Regions from separate parts of the Homo sapiens genome. Here region 2 is linked to region 1. A link is an interaction called in ENCODE POLR2A ChIA-PET data of the cell type or tissue named here. Cell type or tissue: CD4-positive, alpha-beta T cell. All regions are shown on one strand. Each heading gives the region's core, and the rest is flanking DNA. Links, peaks and the distances in the headings are about the cores only. Region 1 overlaps LOC100507250 (a long non-coding RNA gene). Region 2 has its middle 72 kb from the start of RAP1B.

What was found. Peaks named below come from ENCODE experiments on the same cell type or tissue, not always from the same donor. Only the 100,000 strongest peaks of a DNase experiment are listed, where the experiment ranks them.
Region 2: POLR2A ChIA-PET joins it to region 1 with 7 read pairs; 4 of 35 experiments call an interaction of 5 or more read pairs at or near these places.

Annotation. Positions count from the first base shown.
Region 1 is chr12:68,672,109-68,680,448 of GRCh38, forward strand. LOC100507250 (a long non-coding RNA gene) reads right to left here. Exons shown (of 3, transcript NR_038930.1): 3 at 2,263-3,713. Among named protein-coding and RNA genes, the nearest start is that of NUP107, 11 kb to the right of the region's middle. RefSeq lists a silencer at 8,312-8,340. In CD4-positive, alpha-beta T cell, for the core only: no CTCF peak of the experiment used is centred there; DNase peaks (open chromatin) are centred at 1,863, 3,533 and 4,253; H3K4me3 peaks cover 832 bases; H3K27ac peaks cover 1,129 bases.
Region 2 is chr12:68,534,744-68,543,083 of GRCh38, forward strand. No RefSeq gene overlaps it. Among named protein-coding and RNA genes, the nearest start is that of RAP1B, 72 kb to the right of the region's middle. RefSeq lists an enhancer at 3,864-4,826. In CD4-positive, alpha-beta T cell, for the core only: no CTCF peak of the experiment used is centred there; a DNase peak (open chromatin) is centred at 4,568; H3K4me3 peaks cover 627 bases.

The DNA of each region.
Region 1 (8,340 bases), core at 202-8,201:
CTTGTGAAGGACAAAGAAGCAGAAAGACTTCTCTAGGATGTTGGGTTTCCTAAAAGTTAAACTCAATCATTTAAAGTTGCAAATAGGTAGGCAGGATGGATTCTGAAGCACAGATTTCCCAAATGCCCTTTTTGCAGCAGATTCAGCTTCTAAACAAGTTTCAAGGGCAATGTTCATGATAGACGCAACTTTTTCTTAACATTATATTGCATTGTCAATATGTATTCCATCATTTTATGCTTTTCAATGCACTTCCATTTATAAAAGCCGCATAGTTTGCTCTTATATGCCAATATGTTTGTAGCTCAAAATATACTTGAAATATTTTAAGTCCGTTTGTGCTCTTGATTTATGAACTAAATATACTACATTTTCCATTGTTAAAATAACACCTTGGCTAGGTGTGGTGGCTCATGCCTATAATCCCAGTGCTTTGGGAGGCTGAGGCAAGAGGATCACTTGAGCCCAGGAGTTCAAGACCAGCCTGGGCAACATAGGGAGACTCTAGCTCTACAAAAAATTTAAAAATTAGCTGGATGCGGGGGCACATGCCTGTGGTTCCAGCCACCCAGGAGGCTGAGCCCAGGAGATCAAAGCTGCAGTGAGCCATGATCACGCCACTGTACTCCAGCCTGGGCAATAGAGCAAGACTCTGTCTCAAAAAAAAAATTAAAGACACCTTGAATATTCTGTTGTTTTTAAAGAGCAGATTCATAGGATCATAGATGCATGACGCATCTTCTTAAAGATACATTATCATAGATCCTCTAATTAGAAGATATTCACTTATAGACAAAGATATATATATATATATATATATATATATATATATAATTTTTCTTTTTTTTTGAGATAGAGTCTCGCTCTGTCACCCAGGCTGGAGTGCAATGGCGCCATCTCAGCTCACTGCAACCTCCGCCTCCCAGGTTCAAGCGATTCTCCTACCTCAGCCTCCTGAGGAGCTGGGATTACAGGCACGTGCCACCATGCCGGCTAATTTTATATTTTTAGTAGAGACGGGAATTTACCATGTTGGCCAGGCTGGTCTCGAACTGCTGACCTCATGATCCGCCACCTTAGTCTCCCAAAATGCTGGGATTACAGGCGTGAGCACTGCGCTCAACCTATATATATATATTTGAGATGGAGTTTCGCTCTCGTTTCCCAGGCTGGAGTGCAATGGTGCAATCTTGGCTCACTGCAACCTCCATCTCCCGGGTTCAAGTGATTTTCCTGCGTCAGACTCCCAAGTAGCTGGGATTACAGGCACACACCGCCATGCCTGGCTAATTTTTGTATTTTTTAGTAGACACGGGGTTTCACCATGATGGCCAGGTTTGTTTCGAACTTCTGACCTCAGGAGATCCACCCGCCTCAGCCTCCCAAAGTGCTGGTATTACAGGCATGAGCCACCACACCCAACCATATATATATCTTTAAAATGATTTATTTAGTTTGGCTTCCTCTTAAAAAACACCAGATTTTTGTTTGTGTATAAGTAGCAGTGATATTGCAAAGGAGTTAAATATCAGCAATGCGAAGCAAAACAGTGCTTTGAATGTATTTTAGGAGGAAACTGCAAAATATATATGTTTGGTTCAGATAGACCAGGTAGCATAAAAGATAGAAGAAACTGTTAAATTTCAAAAAGTTCATGAGTCAGGGGAGGAAAAAAATATTTGAGCCTGGAATGTGTAAGTTGTGTATGCCCTCAAAAACTCAGGTGTGCTATTTGAACTTCATGTATAGGAGAAAAGCTAATGGAAGGATTCAATAAGACAGATACGATTCTAGGAAAGGATGTGGTTGTGGTGATTATAGCAGGAAGCCATTGATTAAGTACATTATGTCTTTTCAGATATGGTTTTTTTTGGGGTGGCGAAGTGTCTGCTTTGAAGAAAAATGCATTACTTTAAGGTCAAACGGGGTCAGAGTTTAAATGTGGAGCCTGGTTGGTACTTGTTAAATTGCGTGTCTTCCCAGTTAAGCAGTGTGATGTAGTGGGTAGGATCATTGTCAGTTAACTTTTGGTGAGTTATTTCACCTCTTTACACTGCAGTTTTCTCTTCTGTAAAATTGAGAGAATAAGAATATTATCCTGAAAAATTTGCCCTGGGAACTAAATAATATTTATATAGCAGTTGAGATGTCATGCAGAACAAAAAGACTCCTTGAATTGAATTCTGGGTCCCCTACTTACTCTATGGAACCTTAGACAAATTATCTCTCTATGCCTTTGTAATTTTATGACAGAAATAATAGTACCTACCTCATAGATTTATTGTGAGGATTAAATTAGTTAACATACATAAATTGCTTAGGACAGGATTGGCATAGTTGGCATATAATAACAACTCAATAAACATTGGTTAATATTATAATGCACAACATATAATAAATATTCAATAAGTGTTTGCTATTTTATTCAACTCCAAGAAGGCAGGGACCATATCTATTTTATTCACATTCACCTGTTGACACTTGGTAAGTGCTCAATAAATTTTTCTTGAATGAGAAGGTCATTTTCAATCAATACACTTGCATACAATTTCTCAAAAATGACTCTAACAAGATTAATTTTAAAAATTCATCAGATTATTTTTTCATTTTCATTACATTCACATATAGATATTTCACAGTACTCTCTACCACTTCAAATGATGTCTCTATCATCATAATCTTGTGGTGTTTAGAAACAGGAAGAATCCTTGAACAATTTATTTTTTATAGCTTCTTTTCTTAATTCTTTCAAACTGTGTTCAATTTGAAGAGGAAAATAGAATGGTGAAGTATAAAACTTTCTAATTTCAAATTACTTATATTACTGAATTGTGATTTAAATGCTGACATCTGGGAGATTTTTAACATAAAATCATAAATACATTACTGCTTCTTAGAATTCTAATGCTAAGAGTTAGTTTTCATTGTGGCTTATGCTTCCAATGTCTTAAGCATAGAGTAGCTAGTGAGATTTTTGAGGTAGTGGTGAATTTGCTGACAAAAAGTTTGCCAGACAAATAAATCAATTGCAATGACTCTTCTTCACAGACATTTCAAGCCTCATCAGTAATGGAAATGATCTTGGGGCAACTGAAAAACTAAAATCATTATCCTCTGTTGATATAGGACATTATTCAGCTAAACCACAAAACTATTATTGCAACTTATGCATTTTGCTTTCCTGTTTTCACGTACTTCTCTGCTTGGCATAGAAATCCTGTAAATCCAACACACATCCACGTTTCTGTAAAGTGATTTATTAGGGCCCTTGGGAGAGCACTGTTTTGCTGTTTTCTCTAACTAGAACAATTTATACTCTATTTATATTTTATTATGCAAAGAATGTAGCTGGCATGAACCTTAACCCAAAAATCTGAGCAGACAAGAAAAGTCACATTAAAATTTTTCTCTTTTGTAGTTGTAGTTCTGACTGAGCCCTCATTCTGCCTGATTTGATGGGTTGAGGGCAGGAAATTCAACCTCACACATCATAGGGGCTGTCTCCTCTTCTCTAGGGTTTGCACAAACATTGGGGGGAAGGAGGCGTGGCTTCCGTGCTGCTAAGACACAGGAAAAGGCTTTTAGCTTTCAGTAGATTCTATCTACCTAATGCAGGTCATTGTCCAGGCCTCAGTGTTTGTCTGAAGATGGAAGGCATGTGCTATTCACATCCTGAATTAAGTAGAAGAGGGTGGGAGTGAGGCGGGGTGGGCCTGAAAATACAGAGAAAGCAAACAGACATCATTATCTGAATAAATAACTTTTTGAAAACAATGTAACAAATAATTAAAAATTTGAACGGATAATCAGTTACCATATATATATATATTATATATATTTATATATATATATAAAATTTTTAAAGCAAATACATTTATTTAAGAATAAAACATTGGCGCTGGGTGCGGTGGCTCATGCTTGTAATCCCAGCACTTTGGGAGGCCGAGGCGGGTGGATTACCTGAAGTCAGGAGTTCAAGACCAACCTGGCCAACATGGCGAAACCCCATCTCTACTAAAAAAAAAAAAAAAAAAAAAACTAGCCGGGTGTGGTGGCGCATGCCTGTAATCCCAGGTACTTAGGAGGCTGAGGCAGGAGAATTGCTTCAACCTGAGAGACAGAGGTTGCAGTGAGCCGAGATCGCGCCACTGCACTCCAGCCTGAGCAACAAGAGCAAAACTCCGTCTCAAAAAAAAAAAAAAAAAGAAAGAATAAAACATTGGGCGGGGCACGGTGACTCATTCATGCCTGTAATCCCAGCACTTTGGGAGGCTAAGGCAGGCAGCTTGCTTGAGCTCAGGAATTTGAGACGAGCTCAGGATTTCGAGACCAGCCTGGGCAACAAAGTGAAACCCAGTGTCTACAAAAAAATACAAAAATTAGCTGGGCATAGTGGTGTGCACCTGTAGTCCCAGCTACTTGGGAGGTTGAGGTGGGAGGATCGTTTGAGCCCAGGAGGAGTCGAGGCTACAGTGAGCCATGTTTGCGACACTGCACTCCAGCCTGAGTGACACAGTGAGATCCTGAGGAAGGGGAGGGGAGGGGAGGGCAGGGGAGGGGAAAGGAGAGAAGGGGAGAAGGAAAGAGGGAAGGAAGGAGGGAAGGAAGGAAGGAAGGAAGGTTGGAAGGGAAAGACAGGAAGGAAGGAAGGAAGCAAGGAAAAAGAAAAGAAAAGAGCATTGTTCAGGCACAAGGCCCTCAAGTTTGGTTTGTTTTTTTTAAAAAAAGAATAAAACATTGAAGAAAGAAAAAAGAAAAGAAAAGAAGGCAAAAGAAAGAAACCCAGCCAGGCATGGTGGCTTATGCCTATAATCCCAGCACTTTGGGAGGTCGAGGTGGGAGGATCACCTGTGGTCAGGAGTTCAAGACCAGCCTGACCAACATGGAGAAACCCCGTCTCTACTAAAAATACAAAATCAGCCAGGCATGGTGGCGCATGCCTGTAATCCCAGCTACTTGGGAGACTGTGGTAGGATAATCGCTTGAACCTGGGAGGCGGAGGTTGCAGTGAGCTGAGATTGCACCATTGCACTCCAGCCTGGGCAACAAGAGCAAATTCCATCTCAGAAAAAGAACAGGGGAGGGGGAGGGGAGGGGAGGGGATTGTTCAGGCACAAGACCTTCAAGTTTGTTTTTTTTTAAAAGATAAAACATTGCCCTGCACAACAATGTGAATGTATTTAATGTCAATGAACTACAAACTTAAAAGATGGTTAAAATGGTAAATTTTATGTACACATTACCACAATTTTTTTAAAGTAAATTAAAAGAGCTGGTCAACATCCAGGGAGGAAAAAAAAAGACTAAAACATTGCCGACCATGCGCTAATATCAATTTGCAAAATGTAAGTTTTACTAGTAATAGATTTTAAGTAAGAATATATATATATATATATAGAGAGAGAGAGAGTTTGTTTGTTTTGTTTTTGTTTGTTTTTGAGACAGGGTCTCGCTCTGTCGCCGAGGCTGGAGTGCAGTGGCGCGATCTCGGTTCACTGCAACCTCCGCCTCCAAGGTTCAAGCGATTCTCCTGCCTCAGTCTCCTGAGTAGCTGGGATTATAGGCATGCACCACCACACCCGCCTAATTTTTTATATTTTCAGTAGAGATAGGGATTCACCATGATGGCCAGGCTGGTCTCAAACTTCTGAGCTCAAGTGATCTTCCCACCTCGGCCTCCCAAAGTGCTGGGATTACAGGTGTGAGCCACTAGGCCCAGCCAATTCTATTACTTTAGATAAAAAGAATATTACTAAGTTATAATAGCATGTTTGCAATGTTTTGAGCTCAAAGAGGAAAATTCCCCAAATATTAAAATGAAAAAAATCACACCATCTTATATCTGAACAAGCTGTTAATAGTCTAAATACTTAATTTTGTTTTATATAAGCTTCTGTGTATCCTACAACTGTATTCAAGATTTTCCACTATCTTTTGAACATGGCAAAAGTATTTAAGCACCTGCTATAACTTAAATCACTAGACACACATCTGACTCACTGGAATTCTTAATGAACTTATTAAAATATTTATTTGAATTTCAATTGGATCTTGCTATGAAAATATATTGCTTTAAATAAAGCAAGGCATAGTGGGCCGGGTGCAGGGGCTCACTCCTGCAATCCCAGCACTTTGGGAGGCCGAGGCAGGAGGATCACTTGAGCCAGGAGACCAGCCAGCCTTGGCAACATAGTGAGACTCTGTCTACACACACACACACACACACACACAAAGGCTTTTGGTTTTTTGTTTTTTTTAATTAGCCAGGCATTGTGGTGTACACCTGTAGTCCTAGCTATTTGGGGGACTGAAGTGGGAGGATCACTTGAGCCCAGGAGGTCAATGCTGCAGTGAGTCATGATTGTGCCACTACACTCCAGCATGGACAACAAAACGAGACCCTTTCTCAAAAAACAAAACAAAACAAGGCATAGCCAAAGTCTCACCTAAGATGAGCACTATGAACTTTGGTATAATTTTTGTTCAGTATTGTTTTATACATTTTACATTGTTTCTGAGCATACTGATATATATAATATGGCAGTCTGCTTCCCTCATTTAAAGTAAAACATAAACATTTCCAAGTTATTACAAATGCTCTCTAAACTCCCTTTTAATGACTGCATAGCAGTCTATGACATGGTCTTGCTTTATTCCTCTTCTGCTTCTACTTAGTAGGAGCAGAGAAAATATGCCAAATGACTGTAGAATGTTTGGGGAGCTGTAGTTGAATATAGCTGGAATACAGAATTTGAGGCAGAGATAATAACAGGTAAATCACGTCCTGAAGGCTGAGTGTAGTAGTTTAAAGTTAAAATTGAGACTGGGAAGAAACTGAAAGGTGACAGTCAGATTTGCATATTTAGAAGATCATCCTCTTAGCAGTATAAAGAATGGAATTCGGTTGGAGGACCTACCTTAGAACAGTGAAGAGATGATGAGTTGGGACTGGAAATGAAGAAGGTAGCAATGGAAATGGGAAGACATATTTGAGATTTGGTGACAAAGTAGATGCAGGGGATGAGAGAAGAATAATTCAATTGACAAACAGAGAGATACAGCACCAAACAAAGATAAATATCTCTGCCCTCGTGGAACTTTAGTCCTACTGAGATTAAATTCCAGATTTTTGGCTAACTGGATATGGCCACTTGCCAAGACTAAAAAAAAAAAATATACAAGGAGAAGCAGGGTTGTTGTTGTATTGTTGTTTTGGTGAGGAGTGAGGGAGGGGCAGGTCTATTGAGTTCATGTTTAGAGTTAGAACATGTTAAGTTTCAGGTACCTTATATCTTCAAAGTGAATGTGTCTAGTAAGCCACCAGACGCATGAGTCTGGAATATAAAATTGAGATATGGGCTAGAATATAGATTGGAAATCTATTAGGAAACTGTCAGTAGTTTGAAGCCTGAAAATAATGCAGAACTGAGGAAGACAGGGCTTGGGTCTGAACTCTGGAAAAGATTAATTGATGTTTAAGGTAAAGGCAGATTTATAGAGCTCATAGAGAAGACTAGCCAAGAGAAGGCGGAGTGGACTAGGAGAAGCCCACTAACAAAATCATGACACCAAATGGCATGGGGGTACTAAGGAAGAGAGTGGTGAATGGTGTCAAATATTCTGGAGATGTTGAGAAATGAAAAATAAACTTTTCCTGGCAGAGATCATTGGTCACCTTAGTTAGTTTTCATTTACCAGTGAAGGTTGAAGTCAGACAGCATTAGGTCACCTTGTAAATGTAAATGGAGACAAAAAGGAAATATGACTCTTTCAAATTCTTTTGGTAAATTATGAATGATGTAGACAAATAATTTTGAAATGAAAAGATGTTCATGTTAAGTGAATAAGCAGATTGTAGAACAGTTTTACAATATAATTCCATTTGTTACAGTTTTCTGTTGCTACATAAAAAGCTACCACAAAATGTAGTGGCATAAATCAATATATTATTCACTCTCTTTGTTCTGTGGGTTAACTGGACTTAGCTGGGTAATTCTTGATGAGGGTATTTCGTGGAATTGTAGTCAGCTATAGTTAATGGAATCATAGGATTCTTTAATTTTTTCCTTTTGTTTATGTCTATTATCTTTTTGTAAGAGATACTTATACTGGATTTATAGTAAGAAAACCACTACTGGCTATTTACAATTTAGCAAAACAGATGTTTGGTTGAGAAGGGAATGAGAGAAAAAACAGCAGCTAGAAAGGGGCATCAGGTGAAAGGATGCTTTCTTTTGGAGGGGGTCTGGGGAAAGGACAGTTCAGCAGATTTTGAAACTGAGACAAAGAGACCTCATATACCATCCAATGTGATTAAGAAATACTTAGTAACATCTATGT
Region 2 (8,340 bases), core at 173-8,172, 140 kb before region 1:
TACCTAGAAGAAAATTAATAATTTTATATCTAACAAGTCTAGTTTTGTTATAAAACAAGGCCTCTTGACAACATATAACAGACAAGCGACCAGGCACGGTGGCTCACACCTGTAATCCCAGCATTTTAGGAGGCCAAGGCAGGCAGATCACATGAGGCCAGGAGCTTGAGACCAGCCTGGCCAACATGGCGAAAACTCATCTCTACTAAAATTAAAAAACTTAGCCGGGCATGGTGGCTCACACCTGTAATCCCAGCACTTTGGGAGGCTGAGGTGGGCGGGTCACGAAGTCAGGAGATTGAGACCATCCTGGCCAACATGGTGAAATGCCATCTCCACCAAAAATATTAAAAAAAATTAGCTGGGCGTGGTGGCACGTGTCTGTAGTCCCAGCTACTTGGGAGGCTGAGGCAGGAGAATCACTTGAACCCAGAAGATGGAGGTTGCAGTGCATCAGGATCGCACCACTACACTCCAGCCTGGGCGGCAGAGCAGATTGCGTCTCAAAAAATAAAAATAAAAATTAGCCAGGCATGGCGGTGCACGTCTGTAATCCCAGCTACTCAGGAGGCTGAGGCAAGAGAATTGCTTGAACCCGGGAGGTGGAGGATACAATGAGCTGAGGTCGCGCCACTGCCCTCCAGCCTGAGTGACAGACCAAGACTCTGTCTGAAAAAAACAAAAACAAAAACAAACAAAAACAGACAAGTAATATCAAACAAAAAAAAAATGGAAGCAATATGGTATGAAGTAGAAAAAAAGTTCCATTCTCCCAAAACAATGCATTTAAATTAGTTCTGAAATAACTTCTCCTAACTATCCATAATACGATGCTAAAGAAATTTGTGTTATTTGTTCTCATTTTGAACACCATTTTTGTGTGTGTTTGTTTTTTGAGAGGGAGTCTTGCGTGTCGCCCAGGCTGGAGTGCAACAGCACGATCTCGGCTCACTGCAGCCTCTGCCTCCCAGGTTCCAGCGATTCTCCTGCCTCAGCTTCCCCAGGTAGCTGGGATTACACGCACAACACCTTGCCCAGCTAATTTTTGTATTTTTAGTAGACACGGGGTTTCACCCTGTTGGCCAGGCTGGTCTCGAACTCCTGACCTCAGGTAATCCTCCCACCTCAGCCTCCCAAAGTGCTGGGGTTACAGGCATGAGCCACTGTACCCGGCCTGAACACATTTATTAATATATTCCCCATTCATAATTATGCTTTCAAATAAATTTTAAGGCCAGGCACAGTGGCTCACGCCTGTAATCCTAGCACTTTGGGAGGCCAAGGAGGGCAGATCACTTGAGGTCAGGGGTTCAAGACCAGCCTGGCCAACATGGTGAAACCCCGCCTCTACTAAAAATACAAAAATTAGCCCAGGCGTGGTGGCACATGCCTGTAATTCCAGCTACTCAGGAGGCTGAGGCAGGAGAATCCCTTGAACCCAGGAAGTGGAGGGTGCAGTGAGCTGAGATTGCACCACTGCACTCCAGCCTGGGTGACAGAGTGAGACTCCGTCACAAAAAATAAATAAATAAATTTTAAAACAAAAGTAGTATTAAATCTTGTCAAATCTTGTAAACAGGTATTACTATCTAGCTTCCGCCACATAATTTTTTTCTTAAATTAAAAAAAAAAAAAAATGTGTTGAACTGGGTGTGGTGGCATAAGCCTGTAGTCCCAGCTACTTAGAAGGCTGAGACAGGAAGATCACTTCAGCCTAGGAGTTTGAGGCTGCAGTGCACTATAATTTTGCCTGTGAATAGCCACTGCACTTCAGCCTGGGCAACATAGCAAGACTTCATCTCTTAAAAACAAAAGTGAACTCATGCTTTTAATTACCCTAGCATGCAACCTAATAATGCTATTAACCCAAACTAAAATACAACATCAAAACATTTCTCCATATCAAAACTGAACTCTACTATTCTATCGTTTAATTGAATCTCTAGATTCACTTTGGTGTAGAGAGACTATAATAGTGAATTTTTTTCTTGCAAAGTATTCTGACAGGTATAATGTGATCATCATTTACATGATCCAAGATTAGGCTGATAATAAAAAGGAATTAGTTCAAAACACCAGCCTTAGAATCCCTCAGTACGTGTTTCCTTTATAAAAGTAACTACATTATATTTGTAGTGGCCTATGAGGATTTTGATAATCTCTGCAGCTTAGATGCTGAATGAAATGCATTCAATGATTCAATAAATACTTATTGTGCTCTGATTATGTGCCAGGCATCCTACAGCTTGAGAAACAGAGATGAATAAGGCACACTGGGTTCCTGTTTTCTTGGTCTTCATATCACAATGGTTGGCAGGCAGACCACAAACAAGTAAAAAATAAAAATATTCAAGATCACTTCAGATGATAATAAGTGTTGTGAAAGAAATCCAAAGGGTGACATGCAGGGGAAAACTTTATAAGGCGTGATCAAGGACAGTATCTCTTGAGGGGGAGATGCAATCTGAAACTTTGGGTCAGAAAATTCCAGTTGGAGGAAATATCTAACATATATTGAATCATTTCCTTAGGTCAGTGGTCCCCAGCCTTTTTGGCACCAGAGCCCGGTTTCGTGGAAGACAATTTTTCCACAGACAGTGGGGGATGGAGATGGTTTTGGGATGAAACTGCTCCACCTCCGATCATCAGGCATTCGTTAGATTCTCAAAAGGAGTGTGAAATCTAGATCCCTCACATGCGCAGTTCACAATAGGGTTCAGGCTCCTATGAGAATCTAATGCCGCTGCTGATCTGACAGGAGGCGGAGCTCAGGCAGTAACGCTCCCTCACTCTCCGCTCACCTCCTGCTGTGCGGCCCAGTTCCTAGGAGGCCACAGACCATGCCCTGGGGTTTGTGGACCCCTGCCTTGGGTGATATCCCATTATTTTTGTACCCAGAAACCCCTAAGACACACTGTAAACCATGATCAAATATATTTCTACCCTTTGTCCATTGGCTTCAACTGTGGTCCTCTAGGTTTGATCCTAGAATAGATATGATGATCGTGTGCAAAGTGTTCAATATGCTGACTCACCTTCATTTGCACTCTAGCAACCTTGGCTAATGAAGAATCATTTGGGGAATATTAGATACCATTTTGACCCTTAATTTATCCTTCATTCTCAGGGACTTTGAATTAATTTTGAAAAACTAGTGTTGAAATGTAAGGTTAGGATCTCAAAATTCTTTGTTAGTCTACTAAAGAATCATTTTTTTCCGTCAATTAGCCTCTTAAATTCACATTAGCCAGACATGGTGGTGGACCCTGTGGTCCCAGCTACTTCAGAGGCTGAAGCAGGAGGATCACTTAAGCCCTTGAGGTTGAAATTACACTGAGCTATGATCGTACCACTCCACTTCAGCCTGGGCAACACAGCAAGACCCTGTCTCTAAAGAATAATAATAATAAATTAATAATTTAAAAAACATTATGTTGAAGTCTGGCCAGTTCAATGACTGGAAAAGCAACCATGATATCTTGTATTTATAGAGTCCTGTTTCCAAGTAACCATCCATGAAGCAGCTTAAGACTATCCACAGTAGCTTCCCACCCATGACAGCAGTGATTCTGCCCATAAACTAGCTGGTTTACCCAAGATTCCATCAGAGGCCCTCTAGCTCCCACAAAGATTTCATTAAAAGATATCAATAAAATCTAAACTATTTTATTTTTGGCAAAAGTCTTTTGGTAAAAGGCATTTTTGGTAAAATATCTATTTCATACTTTATTCTTGCTCTTCAAACTTCCAACATATTTGTTATTCTTCTAGCTGCTGAGAGTCTTATTGTTTTGCTGAGAAAATAAATAGAGGCAATCAGAAAAGAGCTTCCAAAGACTACATCAAAAAACATGTCCCCGTGAGCACCTAGAGGCCTCCCCATAATTTCTAAAAAAAAAAATCCTACAAGTTTATTTTTAGAGTCTGTTTGCCTCCAGTCTTAGGTCCATACATGTTAACCTTGATATACTCAATTGATCTAGACACAAGCCCAACCCTTACCCACGCTTCTACCAAAAAATAAAATAAAGTAAAATAAAAAATTAGTTGCATCAAGTACTTAGCCAGCTCAGTCATTTTAGCAAAGGCTTGTGCGGGAGGATGGAGAGGAAGAGTCACGTTGAGAAGATGTTCTCTGATTGGCTCCAATGCTCCTCCCCTCCCAGGCCCTCTGGACGCCCTTGCAAGTTACAGCCAAATTGCTCCCTTTGTCTCAGAAACATTCCGCCCACACCCTGGCCCCTCCTGGGATCTCTTCTACTTTAGAAGCTCTTATCAGGGTATTTTTCAGAGTAATTACATTTCCCTTTCTGAAGGAATTCTGGTGCCAACTGTTAATAAAATAACATTCCTCCTCCTTATTACATGGGATGCACCAATTTTTATCCTGGAGCAGCTTCCAGTGTTAGAATAGACAGCAGGAGATTTCATGTATTTTAGAGCTTAGTAAACTTAACTTTTACCAAAAATAAAATAGTTTAAAAACAAAATGGAGCCGCAGGGAGGAGTACTTAGAGGGGCGGAGCTAACAAGTGGTTTTCCACGTTTGCTCAAAGTGGGGGCTGTTGATGTGTGTGGTTTGTCACCGCAGGCTTCCAGAGCCAAGTTACATAAAAGAGCAGTCCCTTTCACTTTCTAAAGGATTGTATTTTGCTGCAAACTGTGACCATGCATAATGAGCTTTTGATACATTTCTTTTAAAGTGCATGGTATAACCATAGGGTTTTGCATTTTCGGGTCCTCCCCTCTTAATTGAAGGACTGGCACACACAAGATGACATCACAAATTCCTTAGTTTCATTAAAAACAGTGACTACTCTATCCACTTAAGTTATGAGAATTGCTTTTCTAAAGGAAATACATTTATCGGGAGCCACAGAAATTTTCTAAATATAGGGTAGCTTCCTGAAACAGTAGAAGCAAGTGCCTTCAGGACAGTTTATTTATATAATTTAATGGAATTTGATTCCTTTGAAATTGGCAAGTAAATATAAGTAAAGGGAAAGCTGTCTGTTATTTTTTATGGAAGTATTTCATGAAGATCTTAGGTTTCATATCATTACACATTCCTTGGCTCAGTTGATAATGGGCACGTAAACTACTTTATGCAATTGAAAGGGGTATACTTTTCACATAATTTGGGGGTGTGATTATTATTCAAATATATGTGCCTAATTATTACAAACACCCTTAGAATTAATTTATCTGGGCCAGTATTTTCATGATTAAATCCCTCCCCCAATCCTTTCTTGACCCCTGCTTGGTAATTAAATCACATTTTATTATAACAGTGCTTCTTAATAAGACAGTCAATTCTTGCAGTGTCCCTGCAATAAAATGCTCTTCCAGAGCACAGTCTGCACCATCTAGATGATTTCTACAGCCAGTACCAAAGGGCCATTTGTCCCAGGCAGGCATTGAATGACCGTACCCTTTTTAAAGCAGTTCTCCTTAGCAAATGCCCAGTTTATGAGGCCTTTCTACTAAGGGAGGAGACCACCCCTCATATTTTCTTATGCCCAATTTCTGCCTCCAAAGAAAGAAGAAGTAAAAACTAAAAGGCAGAAATGAAATCCACAGTCAGACAGCCCTGCGCCACACCCTGGGCCTGGTAGTTAAAGATTGACCCCTGACCTAATCGGTTATGTTATCTATAGATTACAGACATTGTGTAGAAAAGCACTGTGAAAATCCCTGTCCTGTTATGTTCCGTTCTAATTACCGGTGCATGCAGCCCCCAGTCACATACCCCCTGCTTGCTCAATCAATCACAACCCTCTCATGCAGACCCCCTTAGAGTTGTGAGTCCTTAAAAGGGACAGGAATTGCTCACTCGGGGAGCTCTGTTTTTGAGATGTGAGTCTTGCCGATGCTCCTGGCCAAATAAAGCCCTTCCTTCTTTAACTCGGTGACTGAGGGGTTTTGTCTGTGGCTCGTCCTGCTACATTTCTTGGTTCCCTGACTGGGAAGCGAGGTGATTAACAGAAGGTCAAGGCAACCCCTTAGGCGGCTTAGGCCTGCCCTGTGGAGCATCCCTGCAGGGGACCCCAGCCAGCTTGAGTGACGTGGATCCTGAGAGCGCTCCCAGGTAGGCAATTGCCCCAGTGGAACACCTAGTCAGAGTGGTGCATGGCAGGCCCCTGCAGAGGATCAACACAGTGGCTGAACACCAGGAAGGAACTGGCACTTGGTGTCCGGACATCTGAAACTTGGTAAGACTAGTCTTTGGAACTTGCACACTCCTTTGGAGTGGAAGCGTGGCCTGATAACCCACGGCATGCCTGTACCAGCACTTTGGTTTTTGTTTTTGACTTGACTTGGATTGCTTGATACTTTGGTTTTGGTTTTGACCTGGCTTGGATTGCTTGATACTCTGATTTTGGTTTTGATTCTGGTTTGGTGTAAACTGTAAAAGTGTGTGTGTACCCTTTTTACCCATTCTTTGTTTTGTGGTGTGCGTGTGGTGTGAACTTGGTGTTTTGCCTCAAGGAAGCATGGGTCAGGCACAAAGTAAGCCCACCCCACTAGGAACTATGTTGAAAAATTTCAAGAAAAGATTTAAGGGAGACTATGGAGTACTATGACACCAGGAAAACTTAAAACTTTGTGTAAGATAGACTAGCCAGCATTACAGGTGGGTTGGCCATCAGAAGGAAGCCTGGATAGGTCCCTTGTTTCAAAGGTATGGCACAAGGTAACCTGTAAGCCAGGGCACCCAGACCAGTTCCCGTACATAGACACTTGGTTACAGCTGGTTTTAGACCGCCCCGCCACAGTGGCTGAGAGAACAGCAGCATAAGCGGCTAGCAGAGGCAAGGAAAGACCAGCAAAGAGAGAGAGAGGAAGAGACAGAGAAACAAAGAGGGAGTCAAGAAAAGAGAGAAAGAGAGAGAGAGGCAGAGAGAGAGGAAGAGACAGAGGCAAAAGGAAAGTCAAAAAGAGAGAAAGAACAAAAGAAAGAGAAAGAAAGAGAAAGAAAGAAAGAAAGAAAGAAAAAGAAAGAAAGAAAGAAGAGAAAAGAAAGAAAGACAGAAAGACACAAGTAGTTAAGGAAAAAAAAGTGTACCCTATTCCTTTAAAAGCCAAGGTAAATTTAAAACCTATAATTGATAATTAAAGGTGTTTGCTGTAACCCTATAACACTCCAATACCACTTTGTTGTCAGTGTAAACCAGGGCATATCCTGAAAGCACTGAGGCCTTCCTATCAACAATCCTTAACCCAGTAACCCACAGATGGCCCAAATGCATTCAATCTGTAGCAGCAACTGCTTTGCTAACAGAAGAAAGTAAAAAAATAACTTTTAGAGGAACCTCATTGTAAGCACACCTCACCAGTTCAGAAGTATCCTAAAAAAAAAAAAAAAAAAAAAAAAAAAAAAAAGATGGTTTAACATTAACCACTGAAAATTGCCTTAACCCAGCAGGTTTCCTAACAGGGGATCTAAATCTTAATTACCATACAAAGGTCCAACCAGACCTAGGAGGAACTCCCTTCAGGATAGGACCATAGATGGTTCCTCCCAGGTAATTAAAGGAAAAAAAAAGCCATCTGTACCAATTCTAAGTTAATTTGGACTAAACAAGGTCTTATTAATAGCAAAGGATAATTGAAATCCCAAACTTACAAGGTTTTCAACAAAAGTAAAGTTTGCTAAAAGTTAACCATGTAACATGTATTATAGTAACTTCTAATCTTGTGGCGTTAGATAGTCTGGTCCACAGACATAAAGGAAGTTCACTTTGGAAAAGAATGATTATCTTTGAAAAAAAAAAAAAGGGGGAAAAAAGGGGGGGCAGAATTTATGTAAAAAGAATGTTATATAGTAAATTCTTGTCCTGAAATAAATTAACTGGTTGTTTAAAGAAAGAAATGTTTGTAATAAGTCAGAAAGTTAAGGCATGTCAAAGAATTGTCTGTAAAAGTCATGAAAGAGAAAAAATCATTTAAAAAAAGTGTGTTAAAAAAAGAATTTATACAAGAAATGTTGTATAATTTAAAAGTAATTGGGCCTCCTGAATGTAAAACTATTTTTTACCTACATTAATATGTTAAAATTTTGTTTTAAAAGTTTAATCAGGTTTTAAAACATTAATTGTGTGTAAATTCTGTGTGTAAACATATTAGCTAAAGTTAAAGGGGTATCACACAGTTTTTCTGTGAACTGGACATTAAAGTAAAAACATGACAGGTTTTTCTTAAAGCACTAACCTGCTCTTTAACAAAGATTATAAAAGGTTAAAAAGAGTCTATAAAAATCTTACCTTATGGTCTGACATTAAAAATTGAATAAATATGTATATAAAGTTTTATTAAAACTAAGTTTAACATTATAACACA